Regions from separate parts of the Homo sapiens genome. Here all the other regions are linked to region 7. A link is a loop called in an ENCODE intact Hi-C map of the cell type or tissue named here. Cell type or tissue: IMR-90. All regions are shown on one strand.

Region 1 (4,000 bases), 600 kb after region 7:
GGTGAAATGGAATAAACGATTCTTTAAGCACATGTATTATGCTAAGGGATATAATGGGGAGTAATTTTGACTAGAGGAATCTTCAAACGCATCCTTAAATAGGTAGCATTTTAGGCCCTAAAGGATAAGTAAGATTTTTACCTGTAGTATTTACTTTTTATTTTTTTCCCAGTTATTAAAATAGTACTCATTGCAAAAAAATCAAAAGTAGAGAGTCAGAAAAAGGGAGGGGGAAAAAATCACCTGGGAGAACTTTAGTCCATTTACCATGTGCATGCAGACCCAAATCTATGGAATTTTAAATATATATTTCTTTTGCCATTAGAAATTTTGTAATATTAAACATTCCTATACCAATTAAAAATTTTTACTGGGAGCCTATTATTTCAATATATGTGTGTAGATCCCTAAGGTTTTGGCGGGTAAGTCAATTCCAGGTAAAAGCACACTGAAGCAAAAGAATTACAAAGGTTTAGAGTTGCAGGATTTGTTAGAAGACTGGTGAGACATTTTTTATCTTTGTGCTCCTCATGGTGCCTTACACAGAGTGAGTGATCAATGGCATATATGTTGAATGAACTGTAATTTGTGTGCTTCCATGAAAAGAGTTGAACTAGGATGAACTTTGGGAGCCATATGTGATTTCAGAATGAAAAAGTTATAGGCTACTTTGACAGTTTGTTTCAAATGTTAGTCTCTTTCCTCTCAAAATTGAATCAAGATTTAAAATTTGCTGTGGTGATTTGCAGACCACTATATAGCTCATATCTATTTGTATCTCTATATACTTTTTAAAATATTTGTGAAAAATAATATTCTTTTTCAGGTGATAGACCATTACAGGACTTGTCAAATACCAGTTTTGTTTCAAATAACACTGCTGAATCTGAAAATAAGTCAGAAGATCTATCTTCAGAACGGACAAGCAGAAGAAGAAGGTGTACTCCTTTCTATTTTAAAGAGCCAAGCCTCAGAGAGTAAGTATTTCAAATGATTTTAGTATGCCATTATAAAATATATCCTTAAAAAAATTTCTGCCTGAATTAGTATTTGAGCACTTCTGATAATTCAATAAAATGTATATTATTGATATGTAACAACCACAGTATGATTTGGGTAAGAGTTGAAGAAATATGTCCTTTGGACAGGCTATTTTTGGGGGGTTGGAGAATTGTCTGGATTTAAATTGATTTGCTTTTGGTTAGTTCCCAGTTCTACTACTGTCATATTTTAAATTGTAGCCTGATACTTATAATTTTTAAAATTTGTGGCCTGTGATTTGCAAGCCATTTTTGTTACCCCATTTGTTTATTTCCTACCTTGTTCCCTAGAAGTCAAAGTGGTTTATGTGTCCTTTACTCTCAAAGAATAACAGTCCTTTCTCTTTATTTTTGTAAATTTCAAACATACCCCAACAAAGAGAATAGTGCCCTCCTCCAATTTATCCATTCCTCAGGTTCAACAGTTATAACACTTTGTCGAATTTGCTTCATGTATCCTTTTTGTTGTATTTTAGAGTCTCAAATATTGAGTCATTTAATTCTTAAAACACTTCGATATATCTCTCTCTAAAAAGTAAGAACTTAAAGTTCTTAGCAAAACTAGACAACAATGATCACATCTAACAAAAAAGAATGATTCTCATGGGTATTTTAAAGCAATAACCAGCAGATGGCAGTAATATAAGGCAGGGTAAAAGAAAATTAAAAGTGAAATTAAGGACCAAGGGGCCTTTTTTTTTTCTTTTTTCTTTTTTTTTTAAACAGCTATTGAGAGATATAATTCACACAATTTAAACTGTACAATTTAGACCAGATGTGGTGGCTCACACCTGTAATCCCAGCACTGTGGGAGGCTGAGGCAGGTGGATTGCATGAGGCCAGGAGTTCAAGACCAGCCTGGCCAACATGGTGAAACCCCATCTCTACTAAAAATGCAAAAAGTAGCTGGGCATGGTGGCGTGCGCCTGTAGTCCCAGCTGCTCGGGAGGCTGAGGCAGGAGAATCACCTTGAATTCGGAGGCAGATGTTGCAGTGAGCTGAGATTATACCACTGCACTCCAACCTGGGTGACAGCGTGAAACTGTCTCAAAAAAGAAAAAAAAAGTATGCAATATTCTGGTTTTTAGTATATTCATCAATATGTGCAACCATTACCAGAGTCAATTTTAGAACATTTCTTTACTTAAAAAGAAACCCTGTACCCTTTAGTTATCACTTTCCTATCCTCCCAATTCTAGGCAACCACTAATCAACTTCTTGTCTCTCTAGATTTCCCTGTTCTAGACATTTCATATGAATGGAATAATAGAATATGTGGTCTTTGCAACTGGCTTCTTTCACCCAGCATGTTTTAAAGTTTCTTTCATATCATAGCATGTATCAGTATTTCAATTCATTTTTATGACTGGATAATATTCCATTGTGTAGATGTACCACATTTTGTTCATCCATTTGTTCTTTGATGGACAATTGGGTTGTTTTCATCTTTTGGCTATTATGAATATGCTACTATGAACATTCTTTTGCAAGGTTTTGTGTGTAAAGTATTGTTTTTTTTTTTTTCTTGGATATATCCCTAGGAGTGGAATTGCTGAGTCTGTTTAATTGTTTGAGGAACTGCCAAGCTGTTTCCAAAACTGCTGTACCATTTTACATGCTTACCAACGATGATGATTTTTAAAAATTTCTCTTTATCTTTACCAACACTTGTTTTTCTATGACTGATTCTAGCCGTCCTAGTGGGTATGAAGTGATATTGCATGGTGGTTTTGATTTGCAATCCCCTGATAACTAATGATGTTGAGCGTCTTTTCATGTGCTTACTGGCCATCTGTGTATCTTCCTGGAGAAATGCCTGTTGAGATCCTTTGCCCATTTTTCAGTTGGGTCATTTGCCTTTTAATGAGTTGTAAGTTAAACTTTATTTTGAACTAATTTTAGACTTATGGTAAAGTTGTAAAAATAATACAAAGGTTTCCCCTATGGTCCTCTCCCAGCATTCCTTAATTTTAATGTCTTATGTGCCCACAGTAAAATTATCAAAACTAAAGAATTAGCATTGGTACAATACTATTACCAAACTATAGACTTTCACTAACATCACTTTCTGTTTCAGAATTCTATCTGGAGTCCCACATTGCATTTAGTTGTTGTTTCTCCTAAGCATCCTCCAACCTATGACAGTTTTCAGTCTTTTTTTTTTTTTTCTGCCTTGGACACCTTTGAAGACTACTGGTCAGTTTATTTTGTAGAATATCTCTCAGTTTGGGTTTTCTGATATTTTCTCATGATTGCAATGCAGTTGTGCTTTTTTGGCAAATATTTCACAGAAATTATATGTCCTTCTTGCCTCATTTCAAGGCTTCATCATGTCAGTGTGTTTCATTACTAGTCATGTTAGCCTTGATTCCTTGGTTAAGGTGGTGTCTGTTGGGTTTTTTAACTGTGAAGTCACAATCTTTTCCTCTATTGTTAATGAACATGGGAGGGAGATACTTTGAGTCTATATATTCCATTTCTCAAACTTTCACCCACTAATTTTAGCATCCATTGGTGGATCTTGCCTGCAACAGTACTACTGTGGGTACTACTAGTAGTGATTTTTGATTTCTCCCTTTCCTTCTACATTAATTGGAATTCATCTGTAAGGAAGAGTTGTCTTTTCTATAGATATAGATATAGATATAGATATAGATATATATCGTGGGTATCTCTTTTGTTCTATAGATGAAAGTCCAATGCCATCAATATTTATCTTGTTGCTCAAGTTATTCCAACTTTGACCACTAAGAGTTCCTTCAGGTTGGCTTCCGTGTCCTTTTGACATGACTTCATACTATTTGGAGCACTTTCTTACTTTCTGACACACAGGATGTTCCAGTATGTCATAGTGGCTTAATCCTAGTGGCTTAAGTAGCAATCTGGATGCAGCTTAATTAGGTGCTCTGCTTAGGGTCTGACAAAGCTGCACTAAAGGTGTCGTCCAGGCTGGTTCTCAT
Region 2 (4,000 bases), 380 kb after region 7:
CACAGCTGCTTTACAGATGGTGAGACTGGGAGTCAGAGAACTTGATACATTTGAGTTGCGGAAAGCAGGACTAGAAGTTCTGAATTGAGTTCTCCTTCCATTCCGTATTCCACTGTGTATACAAATATGTTTATGCAGACACATACATCTATGTCTTTTTAAACAGTGAAGCAAACACATTTGCAGGTAATTAGAAGACAGAATATAATTCAGACAATTTCAGACTGTCTCTGACTTCAGTATTATGCTATTTTATAAGATCCTTACACCTGGAAGGTGAAAATTAGATGACTGAGTCTTATTTCATAAGGAAATAAAGAAGGTTGTTTCCTTATTTCCAAGTCTTTAGAGATTAAGATTATCGTGTGTACCTGTAAAACACACTTAAAACCTGAATGTTAAGATTTTACAACTTGACTGAGAAATATCTATGTAATGGTTGACTAAATAATTAACGGAATTCATGAATTATATTCCTGTTTACAAGTCAAAGCCCAACACTAATAGTACATTTACACCTGTGGTTTTGAATTTCTTATTTGAATTACAAGTCAGTCCACGGTAAATGGGTATTATGTGTATCTATCTATAAAGTGTATTGGAATTTCAGACCAGAAAGTCAGGCTCATTATTCATATGAAAACCTTTCTGATCAAGGCCTAAATAACACAGTTCTGAAACTGAAAATGATAAACATGCATAAAAGCACATTATACAGGTCTGTTTATAGTAATAATAATGATGGCACTAAACAGATTTGTCTCACTGGCAATGAACATACAATGGGGACATCATAAGAGATGAACTAGTGCCATTTTCTGAGACAGAAAATTCTCACATTTTACATAAAGCCAGAAGTAAAAAAATGGTTCCAAGAAAAAAACATGTGTTAAGAATTATAAGTGTTTAGCTTAGAAGGAGGGAAAAAAATGGGTTATCACAAACATTGCTTTTTTTTCTCCCAAAATATAGAAACATTTTCCATTCTCTGACTACATGATGTCATGCTCTGGATCAAAGACATAGTGGAGGAAATGGAATTATGCAAATGAGCAATATAACTTATCAACTAGATTCAATAGGAAATAAAAATCTGAGGATGGCTTGGTAAATGACTAATAACGCTTTAGGGATCATGGATGTCAGCCTATTTTGTATAACAGAATACTCTAGATTGTGTAGTTTGTGAACAGAAGTTTATTTGGCTCATGGTTCTGGAGGCTAGGAAGTATGGCATTGGTGTCTGGTGAAGGGAGGGCCTTTGTGCTGCCTTCATCTCATGGCTGGCAAGAGAGCAAGAGGGGGCTCACCTTGCTTTTACAACAAAGCCACTCTCCAGATAACTAACCCACTCCTGCAATAAGGACATTAATCATTTATGAGGGCAGAGCCATCATGACCTAATCACTCCCCCCAGCACTGCTGCATTGGGGATTAAGTTTCCAACACATGAACTTTAAGGGATACATTCAAACCATAGCAATGGAATTGTTACTTTCAAGGATCTAGATAAACTGTGTTTATTAAAATTGTGTGAAGTTGTTACTGAATATTTTCTTGAGAACTATAATGTCATCATCCAACATTCTTCACAGATGTTGAATTCTGTTCATTCCACCTCTGTTTGGGGCCAGATTTTTTTGGACATGTGTTTTCCCTTCTAAACTGCTTCTGTAGGATCGGTTACTACATTCCTGAAAGTCCTTTCATTGTCAGTGTCTGTAGAATTATGCTTTAGGCTCTGCTGGAGCCCTTAGCATTGCTGGCTAAGTGAGGCCACTGAGAAATAATGCCAAGCCCATAGTGTCATTAAAAGCCTTCCTCCCTTACATTGGCAGAAGTTTGGAGGCTCTAACTTTCAGCTCAGCCTGTCACTTTCTTTGGAGACAGGTAGGTGGTTACAAAGACCATTGATTTCTGCCTTTTGAAAAATGTAGAGAGGGGGAAAAGTAACTATACAACTTATCTGATTTTTTAAAAATCAGATGCCTCTTTTCTTAGATTATGGTTTTGAAAAGCCAACCCAGACCAAATTACTTTTTCCATACTCCAGCACAACTTGGCTAAATTTTAAAGCACAGGTTGTTTTTTATGTAACAAGAATAGGGAAACTTTACTCCCATTTCACATGAAATGACAAGTACATTGACTTGGTTTAGATCAATCTGCATTCAAGTAGACTATCATAATGTTTCTCATGAAGTAGCACTGGGTTTTAAAGTCTTCGTAGTTAATTTTTGAGCATCAGTATATGTACGCGAGCAATACATGTCTCAAAGTGCATTGGAGACGTGATCTTTGAGAGATATCAAAGATGTCATCAAATCATCAGTTTGAATTTATAACTGAAGGCACCCAAGCACACATAGCCTGGGAGAGACTTGCTTAACCACTGAGACAAGGAAACTGGCCTGATGTTAAGCAGCTACTGTTCTGTCACTTGCCAAACATTCCTGTTACAGAGTCATGTTCTGAAATTTTCGTGAACCAACTAGACGAACAAACTGTGTGGTCTGGATAAAATAATATCTGCCTAAAAGGAAAGAAGTGAAGTTAGCCAGAAAGCCAGATGGCAGATTATTTTCTGCATAACTCTATTTGGAAAGTGAGCTTTATGTAATTTTTGGTCATTTCTTACCATCTTAGGAGACCATTTTCAGAATAAGCCATTGAGGGATCTAGCACACAGGTTTCAAAAGATGAACTGTACAAATGCAGGCACATCATATAACCTGTTCACAGAATTAGCACTAGTTGATGAAAATGCTTGGACTTCTTTTTCTTCCAGCATTTTCATGACCTACACCGCTATTCCATGTCTTTTAGTATTCATTTGGCTAAATTATCTTAGAGCTAAATTCTATGGCTAGAAATACAGTGGAGTTCACATACAGGAAAAACCTGGCTGCAAAGGTACGTGAATTTAATATTGGTCTTCATCTTGTGGTTGACCAGATTGCTCTGCTCACTCACATGCAGAAAATCAGGAGTTATTCACTACATACACACAAAGGTGATATTTCCTTTTTTTTTTTTAAGGCAGAGTGCCATTTCTAAATTGCATCTTCAAGCAAATGTAGTAATATCTTGGGCTCTTGAAAATTTGGTCCATCTTCCATGTTTAAGAGTTTTTTAGCTGGATGCAGTGGGCCATACCTGTAATCCCAGCACTTTGGGAGGTCAAGGCAGGAGGATCACTTGAGGCCAGGAGTTTGAGACCAGGCAACATAGTGAGATCCCATCTCTATCTAAAAACAAAATTTAAAATTAGCCAGGCGTGGCAGTGCACACCTGTGGTCCTAGCTACTCGAGAGGCTGAAGGGGAGGATCCCTTGAGCCCAGGAGTTCAAAGTTGCAGTGAGCCATGATTATACCACTGCACTCCAGCCTGGACAACATGACAGAGTGAGACCCTGACTCTTAAAAAAAAAAATACACACACACACAAATTTTCTTTGAGGTTAGAGGCTGAGCCCCAAGCTTTTAAATAGGAGTAAGGAAATATCAACTCACACTGTTGTTACTTACTCTAGCAAATCAGGATAAAAAACTTCAAGAAATCAATTAGGGTTGTTTAGTTTTTAAATGGTGGAATCATTTCTAGGAGTATTTGGTTTCTTCTCTTTCTTCCTCCATATTTTACTGAGGCTTGATCATATTCTTTCTAATTGATGTTCAGTTTCATACTTTCTTCATTATTACCACCTTTATCACTCTAATCAAACTCTGATAGTCTCACTACAGACTCTTCTGAGCTGCTCTAACCAAATCCAGTTTTTTTTCCATCCAGCTTGCACCCTAACCTCAGAATAATCTTCACAAAACATAGATATCATGATGATGTTTGTATCTTTAAAATGTTGAATGGTTCCATATTTCATTCTACAGCAAATCAAATCCAGATTTCTCTACCTTTATTTCATTGTTCAAGGTAACCTGCCACTTTGACTCTTCTCTGTCTTCCAATGACTAACATTATTTCCTGTTACTCTGCAATATA
Region 3 (4,000 bases), 500 kb after region 7:
AATAGCCCCAGTTCCCCTAACTTTGACTACAGGGCAGTCCAGTTTGGGTGCCGCTTCCGTTGCACTCACATGTCCTACATATCTGTTGACTACTCACAAGTGCAAATGCTTATTCTCAACTCAACATTAACATTTTTTCTGGCAACCCAGGTTCACTGGTTCTCTTCCACAGAGCGGCCCTGAGCAGCTGAGCCTGCAAGCCACGCAAGCATCTGTTTCTTCTTTTGCCAAGTACAGGAGGATGTTTGCTCTCTCTGTAGAGAGCTTTCTGAGGTCTCTGGGTGTACCCAGAGATTTAATAGAAATTCTTAACGTTAAGTCACATTCCAGGAAGGAAGGAAGAGTTGTTCGTTCAAATAAGAAAGATAAATGTTCGGCACTGTAGGCCCTGTTTACCCCATCTGAGGCCCTGAATTCATATATTACAAGACGGAAGGATTTTGCACAGTTTTTTATGTAGCAAGATTTTGCTCACCACTGAAAAATGTCAGTGTAAATGTGACCGCTTTAAAGATGAGTCAAGTAATTCTTGGAACAGGGAAAAAAATGAATTTGCCAGGTCAGGAGTTCACCTGCCTTTGTCAGAGTTGAACCCAACCACTCTTGACCTCGACTCACTCCCTTAGGGTTAAGAAAGCCCAAACACATTCCTGAGCACAGAGCAAACACTCCCATGTCACTGAAAAGAAACAAAAGAATGCTAAAAAGTGCTCAGACCTGATCACATTTTTTCCAATATTTTTTCCTTTTTTTTTTTTTTTTTGAGACAGGGTCTTGCTCTATCACCTAGGCTGGAGTGCATGTTTTTGAGACAGGGTCTTGCTCTATCACCTAGGCTGGAGTGCATGATCATGGCTCACTATAGCCTTGAACTCCTGGGCTCAAGCCATCCTCAGCCTCCCAAGTTGCGAGGACTACAGGTGTGCACCACAACGTCCCAGCTACTTTTTAAATTTTTAGTAGAAACGAGGTCTCACTATGGTGCCCAGACTGGTCTCGAACTCCGGAGCTCAAGTGATCTTCCTGCTTTGGCCTCCCAAAGTGTTAGAATTACAGGCATGAGCCACCTCGCCTGGCTGGTTTTTGCCTTTCTTATAGACCCTGGGCATGTAAGCATTTATTAGTTTGCATTTTTGAAACAGTAATTTCAATATTTTAGTGCCAATGTCAGGCCGCTTAAACACTGTATTACATATCTTCATCTGTCTGGTGGAACTATTGGTGTGATCCTAGAGAACTGAGTCCTATTCTGCCATTCATTTAAAGTGTTTTAAACTCTAATCTCTCTACTTAATGCACAGTAGTCAGATTATTCTCTTAAACATTTGCCTAGTAGAGGTTAAAATAGTTTAATCCTTATGAAGATGGAATAACTTCAAACTCACATTGTGGCACTTAGATCTTCCACCAAGACTTCATCCGTGAAATCCACACCTCCCTGTTGGGTTCCCAATTACATTCCAAATTTACATTTCTTTTGAGAATCTCTGCATACTCCAGCTCTGTCCTGTTGATCCTATTCTAGAAGTGCTTAATGCAGCAAGACACAGAAAGTTAAACGCAAATTGCTGCAAAATTCACCCTCAGTGGAGGACTAGAAACACAACATGTCCAATTTAAAGCTCAGTTCACAAGCAGTTCAATTCTGCTGGCATCAGAAAAGGAGATTCTAATTAAACATTCTTAGGGAAGGACATCAAATGAGGTTAATGGGAAACGTTACCAGATTAAAAGCAGTTTTTTGACAAAGTAACAGATTTGGAAATTCTGACTCTCTGAAAGCCTTGATTTGAACCTCAAACTTGATTTCACCATGAGAAGTGGGGATCAAGGGCCTGCGCAGTTCTTTTCCTAAATCGATTCGGTGCTCCCCACCCCGACGCAGGCACAGGTCCGCAACCAGATAGGGAGATGCCTGAATTTCAGGCTACCTTTGACAAAGCTTTCTTCCTCCCTCCCTCCCTTTGCACGCTGCATCCCACGCTGCCTGCTTAAAGCGCCCTCATGTGTCTACAGATGGTAAAACGTTTATTTCTCAACAGACATTCCAGTGATAGCATCCAATGACCTATGTAACGGCACCCTTTTTTGCTGTACGCGTTTTTTGAGATGGAGTCTCGCTCTGTCGCCCAGGCTGGAGTGCAGTGGCGCGGTCTCGGCTCACTGCAAGCTCCGCCTCCCGGGTTCACGCCATTCTCCTGCCTCAGCCTCCCGAGTAGCTGGGACTACAGGCACCCGCCACCACACCTGGCTAATTTTTTGTATTTTTAGTAGATACAGGGTTTCACCGTGTTAGCCAGGATGGTTTTGATCTCCTGACCTCGTGATCCACCCCCCTCGGCCTCCCAAAGTGCTGGGATTACAGGGGTGAGCCACTGCGCCCGGCCCCAGTCACTTGTTCTTAAGTTTCTTAAGCAAACTATAAAATAGCAAAAGACCAAAAAAAAAGGAAAAAAAGCAGTTCGCCTAATACATTGTTCCAGCATTTCCTTGAAAGTACTGAGCCATCTCAATTGCTCTGATTTTGTGAGAAAATTATGAAGAGTTGCAAAGTCCCAGTGATTCTCTTGTTACTTAGCTAAGAATTTGAAATGTAATTTAAATACTATTCTTTACAATCCATTATAAGGATTTTAAAATCTTTTTGCTTCTTTAATAAATTCTAACAAAGTTTTGTGTTTATTCTTAGTTTCAAAGAACCAGGTCCCCAGTCCTGGGAGGCTGCTCAGCTGGCCAAGCCAGTGTTTAATCTCATTATAGCAGCCCTGCAGGCAAAGGCACTCTGGTCTGAATCTAGTCTATCTGAGAAATACACAATGCTGCTCTCATCATTCAAGGTTCTTACACATTAATGATTAATTATCAGAAGTCCCTTTGTCTGAGAACTCTGTTTTTTCCCACAGCTCAGAGGAGCTTCTGGGGCTGCCACTAAGTTCCAGTTTCATAGGAAGAATTGCCACAAACAACTTTTGCAGAATAATGAGTATATTCCAAAGCAAATTTGTCTGAGAAATTATGTAGACTTCTGGCAAAAAAAAAAAAAAAAAAAAAAAAATGGTTCAGAAGCATGACTGTGACAATGGCCAAAGAACTTCTACAGAAAATAGCAGTGTAAAAAGTGCTCCCTGTCAAAAAAAAAAAAAAGTATCCTTTTTTTTTTCTTTTTTTTTTTTTTGTGTGTGTGTGTGTGAGATAGGATTTTATTCTGTAACCCAGGCTGGAGTGCAGTGGTGCAATCACAGCTCACTGCAGCCTCCAGCTCCTGGGCTCAAGCGATTCTCCAGCCTCAGCCTCCCAAGTAGCCGGGACTAGAGATGCATACCACCGCACCTGACTAATTTTTGTATTTTCAGTAGAGATGGGGTTTCGCCATGGTGTCCAGGCTGGTCTTGAACTGCTGAGCTCAGGCAATCTGCCCACCTTGGCCTCCCAAAGTGCTGGGATTACAGGCTTGAACCACCACGCCCAGCTGTCCTGTTTTTAACTTCAGATACTTAGATTTGAATTTGATTTAATTGTTCCTAGTCCTTTGAAAGAACCCACCTTCTGTAAATTACCATCATTGTGTAACAAGTCAGCCAATAACATCATTACTCCTCTGCCAACACCTGACGTATAGTAGGCACTTGATGAACACTGATTGAAAGAGAGAGAAGATATGAATAGGTGACCAACTCCAATATCTCCAGAAAATTCTGGAGTCTAAATGACTTGTGCAAAGTAACCCAGTAAAACAATCCTAGAGAAAATAGGAGGAGAGAGCAGAGCAGCTGAAGTAACCCACCCTCAAAGCCACCTGTCTGGATTCAAGCGCTAGCTCCACCACCTCCTGTCTGTGTAAACCAGGGTACATTTCTCAACATCTCCTTACCTTGGTTTTCTCCATGGGTGAATGGGGCAGGTAACTGGAGCTACTTCACAGAGTTGTTACGAGGATTGAATAGTTAATATTTGCAAAGCATTTGGAATAATGCCTGGCACTTTATATAGATTCCAGGCA
Region 4 (4,000 bases), 150 kb after region 7:
CTAAGCTGTACCTTAGCCCCTTTTAGCCACAGCTGGAGCTGGAGCTGAAGCAGCTGGGATTCAGGGCATCAATTCCCAAGGCTGTACACAGAAGGCGGGTCCTGGACCCAGCCCAGGAAACCATTTTTCCCACTTAGGCTTCTGGGCCTATGATAGGAGGGGCTGCCTTGAAGATCTCTGACATGCCCTGGAGACATTGTCACCATTGTCCTGGAAATTAGCATTTGGCTCCTCATTACTTACACAGATTTCTGCTGCCAGCTTGAATTTCTCCCCAGAAAATGGGTTTTCCTTTTCTACTGCATCATCAGGCTGCAAATTTTTCAAACTTTTATGCTCTGCTTCCTCTTGAACGCTTTGCTGTTTAGAAATTTCTTCTGCCAGATACCCTAAATCATCTCTCTTAAGTTCAAAGTTCCACAGATCTCTAGAGCAGGGATAAATGCTACCAGTCTCTTTGCATAGCAAGAGTGACCTTTACTCCAGTTCCCAACAACTTCCTCATCTCCATCTGAAACCACCTTAGCCTGGACTTTATTGTCGAATCACTATCAGCATTTTGGTCAAAGCTATTCAGTAAGTCTCTAGCAAGTTCCAAACTTCCCCACATCTTCCTGTCTTCTGAGCCCTCCAAGTCTCTAGGAAGTTCTAAACTTTCCCACATTTTCCTGTCTTCTTCTGAGTCCTCTAAACTGTTCCAACCTCTGCCTGTTACCCAGTTCCAAAGTCGCTTCCACATTTTCAAGTATTTTTACAGCAGTACCCCACTACCCAGTACCAACTTACTGTATTAGTCTATTCTCATGCTGCTAATAAAGACATACCCAAGACTGGGTAATTTATAAAGGAAAGAGGTTTAATTGACTTACAGTTCCACATGGCTGGGGAAGTCTCACAATCATGGCAGAAGGCAAAGGAGAAGCAAAAGCATGTCTTACAAGGTGGCAGGCAAGAGCTATGCTATTTTTTTTATCACGAAGAATTTTAATATTTTTCTTTTTTTTTCAACAGAGATGGCAGATGGCTATGTTGCCCAGGCTGGTCTTGAACTCCTGGGTTCAAGCAATCCTCTGCCTCAGCCTCCCAAAGTGTTAGGATTACAGACGTGAGCCACTGCATCTGGCCACAGTAATTTTTTAAAAGATATTTAAAGGGTATTTTAAGAGCCCCCAGCTAAATTGGGGTTTCAGTACCAGAGCAGCTAGCAACTCTGCCCTAATGGGATGTCAGTGTTTATAGTATGCCTTCGTGGGATGCTTCTTTTACCTGGCAGATGACCTAATGCCTAGTTGTCTGACCTGCAACCAGGGAGTCCTTCACATGGGAAACTTGTTTATACCGGCAAGGCTCCCTCGTGGCTCTTACCTGAGCTGTGTCCATTTTATGCCTGCCTGACTCTCTCTCTGACCCTGGGAGCCTGACCTTGTGTTCAGCCCAGAGCCTTGAGGAAACTGGCCAGGGACAGCCCCTGGTTCTTCAGATGGAAGGCAACCATTCACTCCACCACCACAATAGGAAATAAGGTCAAGGATTTGTATGTGCTCATCCTGGGAAGGTAGGGTATAATAAGTCGGGAGGGCAGTCCTTGGTCCCCAGTGTCCTGTGAGACAGGAATAAAAAGGCAGAGAGAGGGAAGCACAGAACAACAAGCAATGTATGTAAGGGAATAATAGGGTGAGGATAGCCTTAAGTTTGCATGCAAATGCCTGAATGGTCTTTTTAAGGAAGCAGCAGTAAAACAAGGAGCCCAGCCTTCTAGGCAGGAGAGATGCCTCTAAGTTCTTGTCTCTGGCCACCCGCTTAAGCCATTTGGATGTAGTGGAGAACTGGAAGCTGTGTCAAGGGTGACCGAGCCCTGCTTCTGGCATAAGAAGGGTAAATATATTCAAAATGGATGCTGAGGCAACATAAAATTATAAGAATTCACTACAGACAGCTTGGGTGGCTTTTTTCATCACATTCATGGGGAATCAGAACAGCCAATTCACAAAGAATGAATGATGAAGCAATTGAGTAGAGAGAAATATGAAGCCTGAGAACAGGGCTGCCCTGGTTTCTCCTATCCCTCAAGATCTGGACTCTGCCCCCATGAGGCTCAAATGCATTCCCAGCCTTAGATTTCTACACTCTTATTAAATTCCCTCTTTGCAATTCAGCAGTTTGAGTGGGTTTCTGTTACAGCCCCAAAGAGTCCTAAGATTCTCTGCCTTAGCTTCTTAAGGGCATGGTGTGTAGGATAATTCTCCATTTGTGTTCACAGGACCCTCCTAGTCTAGTATCCAATATTTAGCTGGCCACACAGGATCATGTGTTTTAAAAAGAAAGACAGAAAAATAGATTCAAACCAAGACAGGCAAAAAAACTTTTTGACCTAAGTAAAAACAGACCTAATGGAAGAATTTCTTCCGTCTCTCATAATAATTTAAATCAGGTTGCTTGGTAACCATCTTCCTTAAAATGGTACATTTGTTTTTTAAAAAAATAGTGTTTTTATAAGAAGCTGCGGATTTCCAAGCCAGGTTTTATAACCTCATGCAGGCCCATATGTCTTTTTTCCAGGCCAAATTCCAACTGGTTTGCAAAGGGATATGCATGCTGAAAAGCAAGACCGAACATCGAGGGTCAGGTCAAGAGAGGAGGAAGGGTTTCGGTGTAACAGTAATATCAAAAGGGTGCCCTAAAATGAAAAAAAAAAAAGACCTCAGTTCTTCTGCTGTATATTTACTCTCTTAGAAAGAACCATTGGATAACACTGGCAAAGGCTATCATGCCAATGACTACATGGTGTGGTGTTCCCATTAAGTCACAAGAAGCGGTATCCAAGGAAGGTAGAGAGGAACTCAATCATTTGGATTTAATATAAAACTCTAAAGCCCTGAACAAAATGCAACCTAGGAGGTGGAATTATTTAAAAACTCTCTTCGGCCAGGCGCAGTGGCTCACGCCTGTAATCCCAGCACTTTGGGAGGCCGAGGCGGGCGGATCACGAGGTCAGGAGATTGAGACCACCCTGGCTAACACGGTGAAACCCCGTCTCTACTAAAAATACAAACAATTAGCCGGGCCTGGTGGTGGGCACCTGTAGTCCCAGCTACTCAGGAGGCTGAGGCAGGAGAATGGCATGAACCCGGGAGGCAGAGCTTGCAGTGAGCCAAGATTGCACTACTGCACTCCAGCCTGGGCGACAGAGCGAGACTCCGTCCCAAAAAAAAAAAAAAAAAAAAAAAAAAAACTCTTTTCATTTAATGCAATTTGTGTATCCAATCTCTATTATATATCATAATAATCATTATTACTTAATACTATATTATTACTACATTGATGTGGTACTTGTTAGTTTTTACTGACCATCTCCAAGAACAAGAATGCCTTGAATCAAAGGATGAAACAGTATAATGGTTTGTTTTAAAAAAAAACAAAACTATATCCACACCAATTTTTTGTTGCCCTTGGGGAAAAAAGTATATCTCCTTGCATTGTTTCTGGGTTACGGTGTCTTTCTCTGCTTGCTGTAGGATACAGGTAGATACTAGAAGGGAAAACACTCCATCTCAAACATTCTAAGTCAAGGAAGTCAAAAAGTCAAGTAGGTAGTGCTCAATTGAAGTAATTAGCAGAATAGTGTGTCTAATGTCGAAGTGCCAGCAGGTAACTAAAGCCACATCTTGATTATTGCATGGTTTCAATGCACTCCTAATATAATATTCTACTACAACTAAAGACCCCCTGGCATTTTCTAAGTCAGCTTCCCCCTTAGATTCTTGTTCAGTCATTTTCCCTGGGGTTAAGATGGCTGGACAATATCTCGTTGGAAAGAAATATGAATTTCAATAAGACTGTAAAGGAACATGTTTGAGGGGCTCAGCTGTGCTTGAGTTTTCAGTTAATAATTTAGAACACTCCTTTCTGCTTGAAATCTCCCTAATTGAATGACAAGAATGAACTTGTCATAGGAGCTGACAGGCATCATTCTGAGTCACCCACCCCTGATCCCAGTGTC
Region 5 (4,000 bases), 180 kb after region 7:
TAATTTAATTACGAGGAATCAGTGATACAGGTGATAGAGGGGCTGTAGCCAAACAGGATGGTGAGGCATCCCAGAAAATAGCAACAGGAAGAAATTAGCAATCCTAGAACTCCAGGACAGTAGGAGGAGGGAGTGTTGCTGGAATTCAGGAAAGGGGCCCTGGCGAAGCCAGAACCGCAGTGGGGCCTGTCTGATGGAACTGGAGCCACAGAGGAGATGCAGTCTCCACAAAGGATGCTGCCCTGGGCTGGCAGAAAATGAGAGAGAGAACCCCCTCATTTCTCTGTACCCACCTCAGACCCTTCCTACACACAAACACACACACACACACACACACACACACACACACACACACACAGAGCAGAGAATGGATTTGGGGGAAGACAGACAGGGCCTTCCCAGAGGGTCTACTAAATAGCTAGTGGTAGATGAGACAGACTAGCTTTGTGCCTTCGTTGAGCTTACAGTCTAATAGATTGACCAGGTGAAGCTTAACAGCCCTGTAAGACATTGGGTTCCCTGGGGGCCTTTGCTCTCTAGAGAAGTGATATGTGCCCCCCTCATTCCCCACACATTGGTATGTTGAAATCTAATCCAATGTGATGGTATTTGGAGGTAGGGCCTTTGGGAAGTGATTAGGCCATGAGGGTGGAACCCTCCTGAAAGGGATGAATGCCCTTATAAGAAGAGGCCAGGGAGCTAGTTCTCCTTCTTTCTGCCACATGGGGATACAAGATGTTGGCAGTCTGCAATCCAGAAGGCCTGCACCAGTGATCATGCTAGCACCCTGATCTTGGACTTCCACTTTCCAGAACTGCGAGAATTAAGTTTGTGTTGTTGATAAGCCATCCAGTCTATGGTATTTTGTTGTAGTAGCCCTAAAAAACTAAGACAAGAAGTATTTAAGTAAGCCGATCATGTCACTTCATAGATACACATATGAAAAGTAATCTGTGGAGGCAGCTGGGCTTCAAAATGATTGAAATTATACTTACAATACAGGACATTCTTGCTTGTCTGTTTAGGAGGAAAGTTATAGAAAGAAACATTTTTTTCTTTTGCCCAAATAATCATACTTGGCATGAAATTAATGTTTTGAAATGGAAAAGCTCCAAAAGTGGCAGTGGTTATCTTTTGAATTTATGAATATTGTTACTATCATGTAAGTTACATTAAAATTAATATGAGCCAAGGGTACATGTTGAGGAGAAAGGAATGGATCCCTCACTGAGCTTTTGTTGGGGACTACGGTTGTGCTGAGAAATGGAATTTTAGGTATGATGCATAATCAAGTGTGAACAGTGTAGCAGAGTGGGGCCTACAATAAAAACACGTGTCTGTCTTTACAGCTAGTGCTCTGCTCCACTCGACATCCTAGAATTAAGCACTTAAATCGGGTATCTTTAAGTTCTTGCCAGAAAAACCCCGAATTTCTCTTGTAAGGCTGATTTTTGGAAGGGAGAATGGGTGGGTGGCAGAATTAGAGAACTGTTCCTTTGAATGTTGTTCATATGGAATGCATTTGAATGAAATTGACATTTGGGGGAAAAGATTCTGAGGATATGAGATAACAGCAGAACTGTTTGCTGGCTATAGTCATATGGTAATGATATCAGCTTCGCCTGGGAGAAATGACAGCATAAAATCCAGCTGATATGCCAAGACAAAATGACATGAAATTGCATGTATTTGTCTAGACTATTATGGTAATAGCATTAGAGGGATAGGTTTCTGTTTCTTGGAAAGCAAATAATTTGAAGGCATACTTCATGCCCAGTATATCGTTGTAGCAATAAACAAGTGTCAGGAAACGTCTTTCTTCAGGATTAGATGTCACTGAGTAGCTTATTTAGGGTGATGGTATATTTTCCTCACAATTCTCAAATCTTAAGTGGACCATCTATACATCTTACTTTTGGGTCATCAACGGTGTTTATCTTTGTGGAAATAATGAAGTAGCTCCTATTAGTAAAAGAACACTATATTCTTCTGACAAAATTGAGTCAGTGCTAGTCTGCACGCACAGGTGTGCTTCACATGCTAAAATAAACGTGTTCCTGAAAGGTTACGTATAAATTGAGTCATTTTCCTATTGGCTTATATTATCTTGTCAAAGATGTTATGTCTTCCTTCCAGGTTGAACTTTAATTCACTTCTCACACTTTAACTTTCAGTTTCTCTTTACTCCTGAAATCTTTCCAAAGGGTTTTCATATTAATCTTGGTGATCTTAAAAACACAAAAATAGCCAGGAAACTTCACAACTTGGAGCATCCTTTTATTCAGACAAATATTGCTCTTTTTTTTTTTTTTGGATGGAGGGTGTTCCTATAAATAATAAACACATTTGGTTTTTATTGGAGAAAGTAAATTGAGTGAACGGGGAGTGAATGTGCCGTATTCTCTGTGCTGGCTGTGGCTGAGTCATTGGGGACTCCCATTGGATCCTAAGAGAACAAGATGATGTCACAGGCATTTCTCAATCACCATCACTTTGGAACAAGCTGCTACTTCAAGGTGCTAGGAAAAGGTCAATATTCTGATACTTTTAGTATTCTCCTTCTTGTCTTTCTGGTAAAATGATGAGGGACTACTATATGGTACACATATATGTAAAAAGTCTTAGAGTCACTGTTATCACATTTTGTATGATCAAGCACTGAAAGTGCTTATCTGAAACCAGATGTTCAGTTCTCAGTAGTCAAGAGTCACATTAATTTCTCTTTTCCCTCTTATGCCATTGTTTAGTAGTCTATCATGTAATAGACGTCAGATTGTGGTCATACAAATCTGTATTTGAATTTCATCTCTGACATCTACCAACCATATGACACATCTGTGCCTCAATTTTCTTCCTTTAAAATGGACTTATCAAGCACTATCTTGTATGGCTGTAGCAAAGATTAGTAATAATATATGTAAATTACATAGCACAATGCATGCATATAATTAATACTCAACAAATGACAGTTGTCATCATTGTCTTCTTCCTCATCATCATCGAAGTTATTTATTGATACCTCTTCATTACCACTAGATTTAGAGACCTATAAATTCAGGACTTAGCATAATGCCAGACATACTAGGCACCGAATAATTATTTATTAAAATAATTCATACATAAAATTTGGCATATGCACTATGCATCTGTGAACTCCAGATTCCTCAAGCCCTGCCAGCCTATGGATACAAAATAATCAAGATTTACTGACTTTTACACACCTGTTCATACAGCTCTCTAGTCTCCTAAAATATGCTTATTGAACATTTCTGTGTGTCTCCAGGGTTATCTCATATGTGCATAGAAAGAAGCTTCATTTTGCAGGGTTCCTCCTCCATTGTCATCAGCCAATGTACCAAAGCCCTGAAGGTACCAAGCTCCACAGCAGTTGATGCAGAGTGGTGTTGGGGTGCCTCTCTCCATTAAGTATTGTTTCCATTAGAAGGGCTCCTAGGTAGGTGGATCACGAGGTCAGGAGTTCAAGACCAGCCTGGCCAAGATGGTGAAACCCCATCTCTACTAAAAATACAAAACATTAGCTGGGCATGGTGGCATGCACCTGTAATCCCAGCTACTCCGAAGGCTGGGGAAGAGAACTGCTTAAACCTGGAGGGGCGGAGGTTGCAGTGAGCCAAGATCGTGCCACTGCCCTCCAGCCTGGGCGACAGAGTGAGACTCCATCTCAAAAAAAAAAAAAAAAAAAAAAAAAAAAGAAGGGCTCCAAAGTAGTGCTGCTTGGGAATCAATGTTACTGGCACCAGCATGAGGCACTGGGTGTACGCTCAGGAAGGAGTAGAGAGACAGCACCATGCCATATTCGAAATCAGCTCCCTTCTCTGGCTGAGGCTCTGTGCATCAGGTCTAGAGCCTGGTTTCTTCCTCTGTAGGATGAATTACTTTCAGGAAGCAGCTCAGCTCCTCTTGAAAATAGGTACTGCTCAGGACTGCCCTGGTGGCTCATGAGACATGCTAGGACACTTCTGAACTCCTGTAATTGGAC
Region 6 (4,000 bases), 97 kb after region 7:
TGTTGAATTTTCTCCAATGAACACATATGACATTTGTAATAGGAAGCCTGCTCCCCCCTCCCACCAATAAATTTTATAAAGAGACAATCACACCAGTTTCTTAACTGATTGAAAATGCAGGGCTATTATTTTTTAAAAGTCAACATTAAACTATGATAATATTATTGCCTAATATTTTGTATATTGCTTTATAAAATACAAATTATGTTCACATGCATTTCTCATTGAGTCTTTCCAATCTCTGTGGATTAGAAAGGTACATATAATGAGGTATTATTATCACCCCTTTTGTTTGTCAAATGAAGATGAAAGAATCAATTCACTCTCCGCTCTCATAAAATCATGAAAAAAACTAGCTTGACTTCAAGCTTCCTAGGGACTGGGGCTGCATCTGAAATGCCCTTGCAGCTACATCTCCAGCCCATAGCACAGAACTTACCACATAGTAGGTGCTAAACAAAATCTGAAAGAATGAAATCTAGTGCCTTACTCTTGGTCATGTCTTCTACCCATTGACCTCTAACTCTGGCCAGCTGAAATGTAATCTTTTTATTTGTACTCTCCAGTTAGGACTTTAAAAAGTTTGTTTTCTTAGACACCACCCTTAAAAGGGATTACACACAAAAATGGAGGAGTTGCAGAGAGGCATTTTAGCATTTGTGTGTGTGTGTAGTAAAATATACATAATAAAATTAACTATACTGTACAATTCAAGGGCACTTAGTAAATTCACAATGTTATGCAACCATCACCATGATCTAATTCTAGAACATATGCATCACCCCCGAAAGGAAACCCATGCCCATTAAGCAGTCACTTCCCAACTCCCCATCCCCTCAGTCTCTGGCAACCACTATACTGCTTTCTGTCTCTATGGATTTGCCTCTTCCAGATAGTTCACATAAATAGACTCACACAATATGTGGCTTTTTGTGTCTGGCTTCTTTAACTTAGCATAATACTTTTGCGGTTCATCTGTGCTGTGACATATTTCAGTATTTCTTTTATTTTCATGGCCGAATAAAGTCCATTGGGTGGATATTCCACCGAATCATTTTCTAAGGGGAGAAACAGGTCCTAGTATGAAGAGAGGTTTGCCCAAGGAAGAGGAAGTTCACTCAAGCTTGCCTTCACTTGGACCTTCCAACTCAAGAAGTTTGTTTCAGGAAGATACTGAGGAGTTATTCTCCATGTCTGTGGAGAACAAAATGAAAGGAAATCCATGGAGGGCAGAAGAGATTCTTGACTGAGCATAAGGGAGAAGTTCCTGATGATCTGGGCAGTTAAACCAAGAAACCCAATTGGGACCGCCGACCTTGAGAAAGAGAAGGGTCATCCCTTCATTCCAGATCAGTATTTGTGGGGCATTTACCACCTAGAAGCATAGGACTAGGCCAGGTGACACTTCAAAATCATTCTCACGCTGTAATTCTAGGATCATGGGAAGGAAAACTTAAAGGATTGAAAAGTAAATCACAGAGAGTTTGTGAAGATAGAAAACTGACCACTTAGGTAACTGCATAAATAGCTTAAAATTACATAAATTGGCTATAATGTTGGAAAGGGGCATGTGACATTCTAACAGAAAAACAAATTAGCTAATGGAATAAAACAGCAATTGATGGCATTGATTATAATTTGTAGTGCAAAGAAAAAGGTCAACTCATCTCCTGAATTTTATTTGGGTTAATGATAATTATGTTTAGGTAAAAAGAAATGAAAATCCTAATTGCAAGATAATGTCAGCTCTTTAGAGAACATTTTGTGCCCAACCTAAAAGAGATAGATAGAGAAAGAGAAGAAAGCACAATTATTATTTCCTTCATTTCAAACCCAAGTTAATATAAATTATCTGGAAGGAAAAATTATCTGTGCAGATGTAAAATATTATAAATTCTCAAATAATTAGACTTAGATATCTTAAGAAAAACACTCACCAGTGCTTTCAAACCAGTTTTAAGTCCTAATCCTTGTATGCTTAAATAAACATTGCACACACAGATGCAGTGTGTGAAGCAGGCTCTGCTTTAAGAGGGGAAAGATTACATTTCTGTGTTTACCCAAGAGCTGACTAAAACACATTCCATTTGGCTGGGACACACAGAAATTAGTTTGAGAAACTGGAAAGGGAACTTTATGTGTTTTAACATAACAGACTGAACGTGGTGTATATTTTACAGATATCATGAGAAGTTTCTCTCCTCCACCTTTTACTGAGCCATCAAAGAGGCAATTGTGTGAACGAAATAACACAGTAACATGTCACATTCCATTTACATCGATTTATCAAATCCAGGAAGAAGCCTTCGCACTTTCCGGACTAGTGATCAGCACTAGGCCAGTATGAAAAGCTGAGAAATGGAGAGTTTTCAAGGAAAATACACATTAAAAATAAGTACCAAAAAATCATTTTTTTTTTGCACATACTTTTACTTTTATTGACTTAGGTTTTGAAAAGTTAGTCTAGGGTAGCAACATGACTTTTGGGGGCCTTAGGCACCTTTACTTTGATGGATCCCATTCTTCATTTAAAAAATATTAAAAATTATATTCTATGACTGCATTGGTATAGAGATGAATATAATCCAGGGTGGTTTTATTCTTATATATTCACTATTATTCAATTCAATAGTTTCTCCTGATTTTCAAAGAAATGAAAATAAAACCATTTTCATGGGCCCCTAGAAATGTTGTGGGCTATAAATCTGTGTCTGCTGTGCCTGATGGATACATCAGCCCTGAGTCAGCCAGTACGCAAATAGCCCATATGGTGAGCAGAGGTCTGGACTAGGCCCAGGGGCAATGCAAAGAAGTGTAAGATGTAACATAAAATGCAGCTGAATTGAGGAAACTTACATTCAGAGAGGGATAAGGAGCTAAAGATTGATACGAGACACTGGAAATTACGGGGTAGATGGGAAGGATAGACAGGGGTGAAGGTGAAGGGTGAAAAAGATGAAGGTGGCAGATTATGTAGGAGGTTATTGCTGTATCCAAATTAAAGTTTTAAGGACTTGAGTGAGCTTGACGACAGTGAAAATGGTTAATTAAGAAAGAAAAAGACTTGAGAGAAAGGACATAAAGAACAAGGAAGGGGAAGAAGTCACCAACGATGCTGTGGTATTAGATGGCATCTTATGCCTCAATTCTTAAAGGTTTTATGTCACATTATTATGATTTTCTTACATGCTGGCCTTCAATATTTCATTTAAAATGTTCTCTCTTTATTTCCTGTTCCCACAAAAAGACATAGCCAGACTTATAAGTATAATTAAAATGTGACTTCAATTGAGCTATGTGACCATGTTTCCATCTTGTTCTTAGCAGCCATCTCATTCCCTCCCTACCCCCACCCCCAATACTCTGCATTTGTCAAAATCAGAAGTGCATTTTAAAAGAAGATTGGTTCAAATTCATGTATCTGGCCTTTTAAAACTGTGTCAGCCTGGTCAAAATGTCCTTGCCACCCAACACATTCTGGGCCGTTCCCTAGTAACAGATACTGAAGAGATGACCCATTTGAGTGGAAATTGAAATCAGCATTTCGATACTATTTTTGGTTTGGTTTCAAAGCCATGTGCTCCTTCCTCTACAACTGGCACCAAGCACAGTGGTAGCTTGTAGTACTTTGGAATAACTTTCCAAATATTTTTAGTGTTTTCTCTCTGAAAATATGAATGTTCCAAAAAAGGGAGACGAGTGGAAAACCCAGACCCAGGAGATGCTCAGAGATGCATTCAATATGACCAATTATTTAGGGACCAATTCCCCAGACCCTGTTTTAGAAAATTCATCTATGATAAAGATGGCACATGCATCAAAGAGCCTATAGCCACCGGAGAAGAGAAGCAAGCAAACCAGATGATGACAACATGATGCAGTATGTATTCCTGTGGAGCAATATATATGCTTGGGATGCAACAGAAACACAGAGGGAGTTTGCCTAATCGCTGAAAGGACTGAAAGATGAAAATGACCCAGAAAGGTTTATAAGAAGAGG
Region 7 (4,000 bases):
CTATCAGTTTATTGGACATTCTATCAAAATTTACTTGCTTAGTAAATTGCAACTCTGGCTCACTTTTATGTGAGATGTAGTCATGGTTATCCTGTGACTATTATTCTACTCTCTCACTAGTAATACCTTAGATGAGATGTAGGCAAAGAATCCTGTGGTACTTTTTACCTTCATGTAAAGAAATTCACCAAGACCAGTGCAAGAATTAGATGGTGATTTCCTTTTATGACTCATCCCCTAGCTTCTGACTTTTTAAGTGCAGAGTGGCTATGGACAAAGTTCATGGGTTTAAGAGAACACCCTGCCTGCCCTTCCCACCACCCCCATCCTGGCATTACTGGTTTTCAAAATGTGCATTGCAGTCTTACATCTGACTCAGGGCAGCTGAAATGCTTCAACAGTGCAAAATGAAACTGCTCTGTCTCCTTTCTTATGATACCACATCTGAATAATCCCCTATACTGCAGAGAAAAGAAAGACATAATGTGGTTTTATCTCAAACCAGAAGTAAGCAAATCAATAATTGACCATATTAACTAACTCAGTGCTGGGAAAGAGACTTCTTGTTATTACTCCTTAAAGCAAAACAGAAACAAAAAGTAAACAACTTTAAAACCAATGTAAAATTATACCACATTTAAAAAATCACATATTTTAGTTATAGTCAATTACTTTGAGACATTTTTTTTTCCTGAGGGAATACACCAAGAAGTAGCCTCGTCCAAAGGAAGCCATTCTTTGGGGCCTTATTGGAATTTTATTTGACTCTCTCCCTCCCTCCCACTACTCTAATTTCCTATTCTTTCTGTTCCTCAGTCATATCAAAGTTGCCCTTCCCCTGACACTTTTGCAGGAACTGCTCCCTCTGCCAGCTGTGCTCTTTGCTCAGATCTTCAATGGCTGATCACTTTCTGACAGTCAGGTTATAGTTTAAATGCCACCTCCTCTAAGAAGGCTTTCCTGACCATTCCATCCAAAGCAACCACATCCATTACTCTCTCCTGCCACCCTGTTTTATTTTACTACAGCATTTATTATCATCTAATAGTTCATTTTTTATTTTTTATTGTCTGCACCTTCTCCTCAATTAGAGTTTCAATTTAGCACCTCCTTATGTCTGGCAAAATAGTCTCTACTTCACTGGTGTTCAGTTTTGGGCAGGCTTTCTCTGTCTTGGATTACTGACATTTGGGACCACACAAACCTTCACTGTGGGGAGGCTATGCTGTGCATTCTAGGATGTTTTACAATATCTCTGGCCTCTATTCATTAGATGCATTTTTGGTGGTGACAACCAAAATGTCTCCAGATACTGTCAAAGTTCCCTAGGAGACAAAATTGCATGTGGTTGAGAGGTACTGGTTTAGGCTGTTAGCTGCTGTGTAGCTGCTATGGTTGTCAGGAGACAACATTGTCTTAGAGTAGTAATAGCTATCATTTGTTGAATGCCTACAGGTATTGAGCACTGTTCTACAGGCTTAACATTTAGTATTTACTATTTAATAAAGTAATAGTAACTTTAGTAAAATAATAGTAAACATTTAGTCTTTACTATTATCCTCATTTTACAGATTGGGAAACTGAGGCACATGATTACTTGCTTAAGTTCACACCGTTAGTAAGTGGGGAAGTCCGGAATTCAAACCAGGCTCCAGAACTCTATGCTAACAGGAGTGGGCAGTGCTGTGGGATTCTCACTGCCGTGTCCCTGGTGGCAGAGACTGGACAGCAAATGGGCTCCCTACCCACTCAAACCCACACAGTTGTTTGCTCAGAGTGACCATGGGCAAGTGACGACTTTCCTCTCTGAGCCTCAGTTACCTCTGTAAATAGTAGTAACAATAATAATAAATTCCATGTAGAGTTGCTTTAGGAACTCAGTGCAATAGCCTAAGCGAAAATAGCAGGTTTCTGGCACATAGTAAGTTCTGAATTCATTTCCTCTCTCCTTCCTTTCCTCTTGGCTCCAAGCTCCAAGCACTGAAAGCAGATCCTAAAGACCTTGGTCAGACAGCGCATTGGGAAATCTAACCTTTCAGCAATCTGCGGAGCCGCCCTGCTGTTGACCAGAAGCAGGGGAAGCAGCCCCCTTAGCAATAGCCTGCCGGGTTAGCAATCTTGTTCTCCTGTGCTAATAACCAACAGCACAAGTCATCAGCACTTTCCCGTTAAGCCAAAAGGGGCTTTTAAATCTATGCTGATTAGATGCCCCTGGGCCTCGCTGACAAGTAGTCTTCCTTTCTCCATTTCTTGATGTGAGTCAGTGAATTAATTGCCTGACCTATTGTTTTCTAACACGGCAAATTAAATGAATTTTCGGGTGAATAGCCCAAGCCTTTTGGCCTGCAGGGGGCGTCCTTTGCAAACATAAATCTGTTGGTGCTCAGGCTAGCTGGTAGAGCCCCATCAAAAATTGGATGCCTTTGAAAAGTTTGCTTAGAGCAGGGGTTCTAAATTTGGTGCGCACAAATCTCCATGGATAAAATTCTGTGAACTTGGATGGGAAAAACGCTATATGTTTATTTTCACTAAGCTCCAACTGAAATTTAGCATTTTCTTCAATTATGAATATAGGCAACAAATTACAGATATTTACAGATTCCACTACGGTTGTTGCAGATATCTTGAAATACCATTTACATCTCATGACTTCAAAATTACAGTAGCTATAGGACTACTGCTGGATCTTGTCATTTAATGTATTAATAAAAAAGCACATACAGAATTATATCACAAATTTGTTTTTGTTGTTGATATTTTAATAACTGTCTTTTGATATCATTGGTTTGCCTTGTAATCTTATGTATTTAGTTTTATTAAGTTTAAGACATTATTTTGAGAAGGAGCCCATGGATTTCCCCAGACTGGCAAAAGGGCTCATGGTACCAAAAAAAAAAAAAAAATTAACACCTGGCTGAGAGGCCAATAGGACTGGAGAAAAGAAGTCAGTCTTAAAGGGAATCTTTGTGCTCAATAATTTTAGTCATGACTCAATTCTTGCCCTTCCATCTTTTCCAGTGACATAAACATGTCCCACACTTATATTAAAACTATTAACCCCTCGTAGACTTTGGCTTAGACAAAGACTTCACAACCAAGAGCCCAAAAGCAAATGTAACAAAAACAAAGATAAGTGGAACTTAATTAAGCAAAAAGCCTTCCGCACAGCAAAATAAATAATCAGCAGAGTTCACAGACAACCCACAGAGTGGGAGAAAATACTCACAATCTATATATCTGACAAAGGACTAGTATCCAGAATCTACAAATAATTCAAACAAATCAGCAAGTAAAAAGCCAAACAATCCCATCAAAAAGTGGGATAAAGACATAAATAGACAATTCTCAAAAGAAGATACACAAATGGCTGGCAAGCATATGGAAAAATGCTCAACATCACTAATTATCAGGGAAATGTAAATTGAAACTACAATGTGATACCACTTTACTTCTGCAAGAATGGCCATAATTAAAAAATAATAGATGTTAGCATGGATGTGGTGAAAAGGGAACAGTTTTACACTGTTGGTGGGATTGTAAACTAGTACAACCACCATGGAAAACAGTGTGGAGATTCTGTGAAGAACTAAAAGTGGATCTACCGTTTAATTCAGCAATCCCACTACTAGGTATCTACCCAGAGGAAAATAAGTCATTATATAAAAAGATACTTGCACACACGTTTACAGCAGTACAATTTGCAATTGCAAAATATGGAACCAGCCCAAGTGCCCATCAATCAACGAGTACATAAAGACACTCTGGTATATACCAGAGTGTCTTTATGTACTCGTTGATATATATATATGTACATATATATATATATACACACACACATATATATCAACGAGTAAATATCAACACATATATATATGATGGAATACTACTCAGCCATAAAAAGGAATGAAATAATGGCATTTGCAGCAACCTGGATGGAACTGGAGACTAATATTCTAAGTGAAGTAACTCAGGAATGGAAAACCAAACATCGTTATGTTCT

The links. A loop is a pair of places that touch in the nucleus more often than their neighbours do. Peaks named below come from ENCODE experiments on the same cell type or tissue, not always from the same donor. Only the 100,000 strongest peaks of a DNase experiment are listed, where the experiment ranks them.
Region 1: a loop joins it to region 7, with 3 times the contacts of the local background. A loop is called at or near these places in 12 of 110 quality-filtered maps.
Region 2: it touches region 7 in a loop (4-fold over the local background); 3 of 110 quality-filtered maps call a loop at or near these places.
Region 3: a loop joins it to region 7, with 5 times the contacts of the local background. A loop is called at or near these places in 107 of 110 quality-filtered maps.
Region 4: a loop joins it to region 7, with 5 times the contacts of the local background. A loop is called at or near these places in 4 of 110 quality-filtered maps.
Region 5: it touches region 7 in a loop (2.5-fold over the local background); 5 of 110 quality-filtered maps call a loop at or near these places.
Region 6: it touches region 7 in a loop (4-fold over the local background); 4 of 110 quality-filtered maps call a loop at or near these places.

What each region holds. Positions count from the first base shown.
Region 1 is chr2:200,574,485-200,578,484 of GRCh38, forward strand. SGO2 (shugoshin 2) reads left to right here. Exons shown (of 9, transcript NM_152524.6): 8 at 827-977. Among named protein-coding and RNA genes, the nearest start is that of AOX1, 9.5 kb to the right of the region's middle. In IMR-90, a CTCF peak has its summit at 1,657 (motif pointing right); no DNase peak of the experiment used is centred here.
Region 2 is chr2:200,355,572-200,359,571 of GRCh38, forward strand. All of the region lies in intron 2 of SPATS2L (spermatogenesis associated serine rich 2 like), which reads left to right. Among named protein-coding and RNA genes, the nearest start is that of SPATS2L, 51 kb to the left of the region's middle. In IMR-90, no CTCF peak of the experiment used is centred here; a DNase peak (open chromatin) is centred at 1,660; H3K27ac peaks cover 496 bases.
Region 3 is chr2:200,479,593-200,483,592 of GRCh38, forward strand. It overlaps SPATS2L (spermatogenesis associated serine rich 2 like), which reads left to right. Exons shown (of 13, transcript NM_001100423.2): 13 at 1-2,672. Among named protein-coding and RNA genes, the nearest start is that of KCTD18, 28 kb to the right of the region's middle. In IMR-90, a CTCF peak has its summit at 2,001; DNase peaks (open chromatin) are centred at 469 and 1,999; H3K27ac peaks cover 1,454 bases.
Region 4 is chr2:200,125,984-200,129,983 of GRCh38, forward strand. The region is part of intron 1 of LOC124906112 (a long non-coding RNA gene); the gene reads right to left. Among named protein-coding and RNA genes, the nearest start is that of MAIP1, 170 kb to the left of the region's middle. In IMR-90, a CTCF peak has its summit at 2,093; a DNase peak (open chromatin) is centred at 2,038; H3K27ac peaks cover 337 bases.
Region 5 is chr2:200,154,223-200,158,222 of GRCh38, forward strand. The region is part of intron 1 of LOC124906112 (a long non-coding RNA gene); the gene reads right to left. Among named protein-coding and RNA genes, the nearest start is that of SPATS2L, 150 kb to the right of the region's middle. RefSeq lists an enhancer at 3,390-4,000. In IMR-90, no CTCF peak of the experiment used is centred here; a DNase peak (open chromatin) is centred at 2,449; H3K4me3 peaks cover 631 bases.
Region 6 is chr2:200,075,277-200,079,276 of GRCh38, forward strand. The region is part of intron 1 of LOC124906112 (a long non-coding RNA gene); the gene reads right to left. Among named protein-coding and RNA genes, the nearest start is that of MAIP1, 120 kb to the left of the region's middle. In IMR-90, no CTCF peak of the experiment used is centred here; DNase peaks (open chromatin) are centred at 2,045 and 2,765; H3K27ac peaks cover 1,125 bases.
Region 7 is chr2:199,977,882-199,981,881 of GRCh38, forward strand. The region is part of intron 2 of LOC124906112 (a long non-coding RNA gene); the gene reads right to left. Among named protein-coding and RNA genes, the nearest start is that of MAIP1, 24 kb to the left of the region's middle. RefSeq lists an enhancer at 1,981-2,511 and a silencer at 2,277-2,336. In IMR-90, a CTCF peak has its summit at 2,343 (motif pointing right); DNase peaks (open chromatin) are centred at 320 and 2,350; H3K27ac peaks cover 272 bases.